2 separate regions of the Homo sapiens genome follow, and region 1 is linked to region 2. A link is a loop called in an ENCODE intact Hi-C map of the cell type or tissue named here. Cell type or tissue: gastrocnemius medialis. All regions are shown on one strand.

The links. Hi-C counts contacts between places; a loop is a spot of excess contacts. Peaks named below come from ENCODE experiments on the same cell type or tissue, not always from the same donor. Only the 100,000 strongest peaks of a DNase experiment are listed, where the experiment ranks them.
Region 1: a loop joins it to region 2, with 3 times the contacts of the local background. A loop is called at or near these places in 2 of 110 quality-filtered maps.

What each region holds. Positions count from the first base shown.
Region 1 is chr12:58,104,945-58,107,444 of GRCh38, forward strand. No RefSeq gene overlaps it. Among named protein-coding and RNA genes, the nearest start is that of LINC02403, 18 kb to the left of the region's middle. In gastrocnemius medialis, a CTCF peak has its summit at 1,054 (motif pointing right); no DNase peak of the experiment used is centred here; H3K4me3 peaks cover 139 bases; H3K27ac peaks cover 1,223 bases.
Region 2 is chr12:58,442,072-58,444,571 of GRCh38, forward strand. LOC105369788 (a long non-coding RNA gene) reads left to right here and starts at 2,486. Exons shown (of 4, transcript XR_945006.2): 1 at 2,486-2,500. In gastrocnemius medialis, no CTCF peak of the experiment used is centred here; DNase peaks (open chromatin) are centred at 1,350 and 2,107; H3K27ac peaks cover 293 bases.

The DNA.
Region 1 (2,500 bases), 340 kb before region 2:
TTGTTAAGATACCTTTCTTTTCCCATATTGGTAGCAACTATCAGGTTGCACATATATAATTGCCAATAGTTGACAGTTTTTACCTTAAAGAAGGCAATTTTGTATGGTCCAACTGAATATATACTATATTTCAATTCAATCTAATACTTTAACAAATATTAAGTTCCTGCTGAGGTACTATGTTAAGTGTTGAAGCTACAAGGATGAACAAAATAGTCATGGGTCTTGTCTTCACAAAGCTTACAGTCTAGAAGTGGTGGCAGACAAACCACTGCTTTGATAGCGGAAGGACAGTTACTGTGTGAATTCAGAGCGAGGGAAGCTAATCCATTTTAGAGTGGTCAAAAGAATCTTCCCAGAGGAATGAAAGCTAAGCTGAGCTTGAAGGATGAGGAAGAGTTAAATGGAAGAGTAGAACAGGGGCGAAGAGGCTTCTGGCAATAGGAACAGCAGTGTGAAGACAGGGAGGTAAGAGCAATAGAGCAGGGGTGTGTGACATGACGGGAGCTGAGCGACACTCAGAGTGGAGGGAGGCTGTGTAGACAGATGATGCTGGGAGGGAAGAAAGGCCCCATGGTGAAGAGAAGAATCTGGTAATTCTGTAATAAAATACTTACCTCTCTATTCTGAAGGCATCAAGGAACTACTGGACAAGGAGTGACGTGATCGTGACGGTGTTGTATAAAAAGGGCCATGTGGTTGCTGTGTGGAGCATAGGTTGGAATCTGGGAAGTCACCTAGGAGGCTGTTCCTGGAATCCAGGCAATAAAAGATGGTGGCCTGTACTGGGGCAGTGAGCATGGGGATGAAACATGGAAGACTCTGTGAGCTGCTTGGGAGGCAAATTGATGGGTCTTGGTGATTCCACGGTCGGTGGGGAGGGGGCAGGAATGGGTGACAGAGAGATGGGAAGGAAGATTGCTCTCTGAATGTAGAACTGCTTCTGGGTCACTGGAATTTTCAGTGGCCACAGTGGTTTGACTTCTTAAATGACTCAGTGGACTCCAGTATCACAACTTGCCACCAGGTGCTGCTCTCTAACATCTGAATTCTAGCTTTAAAACTCTCTAGGAGGTTTTGGGCTATGTAATAATTATTAGATTTTAGCTTTAACAATTCCAAAATGTGTGCATGGAATTTATTTAACATGGAGGAATACCAGCAGAGTTTTGTTACTTAAAATCTGATGATAAAAGTTTCATTTTATAGTTCAATCCTATGGACATTGTAAGACTTTGGTCTTTAACTCAGTTCCGTGTTCCGCTTAGAGATGGTGTGGATTTGAATCCAGTAAAGCTAGAAAAGGGGTGAAACTGGTTCATTATTAGAAGACTGATTCTTTTTTTTTTTTTGAGTTTTTACACAGCCTCTTTTGTATTCAATGTTGTTTATTGAGGAGTGAATGAGAGACTACTGCCAGACATGCCAATGACACTTCACATTCAAGAGCTGGAAGCTGGAAAGCTTCCCGACTAAGTCACTGTATAAGCCTTCTGGGAAAAAGAACCAAAGTGCCATCAAATATGCCATCTTCATGCTTGTTGTCTGTCATCAGTTTGTTTCAACTTTTGGGTCCACTGGTTTGCTGGGTAGTAGGAGAAGACTGATTCTTCAAAAAAAAAAAGGGCCTGGATTTTCATTTGACAGACATCAGCTCAATTAGATCAGTGCTTTCAAGATGGCTCTTTCCTCTAGACTAGGAGGAAATGTGAAGAGAACACTTATTTATTGAGTACCTATTTTTTTCACATACTTTAAATTTTAATTTAGTCCCCACACCAACCTTTTGAGGTAGATCTTTGTATCTCTATGTTATAGAAGAAGAAATCTAGGGCAAGGCAGATTAATTGACGTGCCCAAGGTTACATAGCTGCCAAATAACACAACTGAGGCTTGATTTTAAAGCATACTTTTGCCTTCCACTTTATGGTGTCATCTCTGTCATGTCTCATACCCACAGTATGCCATCATGCCCATCATGCACAGATGCATGATTAAAATAAAAGCTCTTTGATATCCAACTTCAAGTTCATTTAACTGTCTTCTAACACATTCGTTTAATCAGCTATGGTAGCAATCTTATTTAAGTAAGGTTAGTAGATTCATGTTGATAATGAACTTGATAAATGAGTTGGTAAAAGGATACTGTTGCAACTGAAGACATTTTTGAAGTGGTTATTTGTATGTTTTAATGGATAAAAAGTAATTGTTACTATAGGATCCTTTTTGGGGCCTCAGTGCTCAGGGCAGATGGAATCCTGTCAATCAAACTTTCAGATAATAACAATTTAGCCACCAGAGATAAAGGAGCAATGCCCATATTGATATATAGTAGTTTATAGGGCCACTGAACAGAAGCTATTATGGCTGCTTGTAGGACCACCGAGTGGGAAAGCCTGCCATGTTGCTGTTATGGCAGATATGATTATCTGGAGGCTGTCTGCAAGGAGAATCCACCTGTAAGTAATTCAGAAGCTATCATATTCTATCAAGGAAAAAA
Region 2 (2,500 bases):
TTATTTCTCACAATTTAATATGTATTCTTGAAAGCCTTTTCTTAGCCTTTTACCTTTCTCCTTTCGTATGATTCTTTTTACACTTTGAGTCCTTGAGTCTGTTATTGTCACTCCAATCTCTTGACAAAGGAGTTATCTTACATATCCTGCACCAATACGCTAATGTTGACTGTTGAAAATCACACAGGTACAGAATGAATCTGGTTGTTGTCTTCTGTGCCTCTCTCTCTAATAAACCCAAACTCGAGGATATTTTCAGTTATTTCTCTTGCCTCCTTTCATATCAAGGGTAACTCATACCAGTCCATTTCAGTCTGGAGGGGCCACTGAGAAATCTTTGGTTTGAGCCTGGTAGATTAAAAGATGGCATTATTAGTCAGTCCACTGTAGAAAGAAGATGAAATTTGAGTATTTATTTCTGTAATGGTGATGGTTTATCTGTTCCTTTTGGAAGTAGGCCTGTTGACACAGGTGAGACATGCCTTGTTTGTCCTCAGTTCAAAGTAAATTGGTCAATGAGGGGATCAAGTTTGCCACATTGGCTGCATTATCATCATATTCCAACTAAGGACAAGGGCCAGCCAGGATAACTTATTTGAAGTGTACGTAGGCTTTGTTATACCTCTACAGGGAATAACCTTAAATTTCCTATAAAATAAAAAATTCAGCTCCTCAATGAAATGATGTGGCTCTAACTAGGGATAAAAAGAGGTGCAACTATTCAAATGTGATAACAAACACAGGTGATGACGTGAATGCTAGTGATTTGCTTTTGATAATCCTGTGAGGCAGGCAATGTGGGATGAAGCCATTTCTGAGATGAGTTTAAAGAGTGAAGGCCATAGGGCTAGAAAAAGGCAAAGCAAGAGCTTGTCCCAGATCTTTTGAGGGCAGTCCTTTATAATTTCTATGACATTATACTCTCTCCCTCTTTCACACCTTATAATATATTTAACTTACGTATATCATTTTATTTTTAGTTACTTTTTTTTCTTGAATGGGACCAATGCAGCAATTTTTACTTTGTGTCTCATTTTATTCCTAACTTACACAGAATCTACTGGCAGCCAATCACATTTAAAATAAATACAAGGAGTGCCAGTTGCATCTTCAAAGTAGCAGATACCAACATGGAATGAAATATGCAAGAGATTTTATTGAGTGAAACACCTGTGAAGAATAAGAACTGGAAGGAGGAGGAGTAGGTAGAGAGCAGGAGTGGACAGGTCTGAAAGAAGTGAAAGGAGAGATGGAGGGAAAGACTGAGTAGGAAGAGCCTCAGATCATGCACAGTTCTGAGAAATGTTCTGCCAGGTCAAGGGGTAGTCCCTGAGCTCTTTCAAGCTAGGGTTGGCAAACTATTTGGCCCATGGGACAAATCTGGCCTGCTACCTGATTTTGTAATTAAAGTTTTATTGAGATGCAGTCATATCTATTCATATACATATTGCCTATGACTGATTTCATGCTTAACTGGCAGAGTTAAAGTGTTGCAACAGAGAACATGTGGATGGAAAAATATAAATATTAATTATCTGGATCTTTATAGAAAAGTTTCCACCCTTTGCTTTAGAGTAATCTCATGTTAGACAGAAATGGCCCACTGTAGTACCCCCAGCATATTCAGTTATGGGCTGAGAATAGCCCTAGGAGAATGTGGTTATGGGGCAAATGATGCCTCCTGGTGGACTGAAAAATGTGGCAGTTGGAGCCTCTTAATAAGCTATGTTCCTCACAGCAGGTTCTCCTAAAGGGAGATTTGAGTGAGACACACAGATAGTGTGTGGCTCTTTATTGAAAAAGTTTGCTAACCCTGCTCTAGATAGGAGTTAGTATTTATTCCACAAGGGACATGGTCATTTGTTATAAGTGAGCAAATTAATTGTCTGTTTTATAAAGCAATTTCCTATAATACTGCCTAGCAAGAATTATTTTCCTCGGACTCGACTTTGTCAGTTCTGCCTTAGATAAAGGTATGTTGTTGAGGGAGGCACAGGGTGGTGCTGGAAAGAACACTGAATGGCTGGAAGACCTGGGACCTTGTCCAGTACAGGCTGCTAAATATCTCCGTGGTCGCCATGTGTTACATCACCTCTCTGGACTTCAAGAGCCCTGTTTGTCAAACACGGGGTTTAGACTAGAGGACTGTTAATTCCTTTTAACCGCAACAAGAGTATCATACAGGACAGTACTAATCAACGGGTGGGCCTGAGCCAGCAGCTGGGGATTTGGTGGACTAAGTAGGAGAAAAATGACCCAGCGTAGATCAGAGATCTTCTCTAGCTGGTGTGCAAAAAACTGCGACAAGGAGAGACTTGTTCCAGTAACCCAAACTGTTCCCTTTTAATTACAGCATAAACATGAGTCTATTTATGTGGATGTTCAATGATACAATGACATGGCCTATCAAGTGGAAGCAACCAATAAAGCAGACAATGATGGTGCAGGCCAAGGAGCCTGTATGGTGCTCACAGGAGGGCCATTGTGCTGGGACATATAG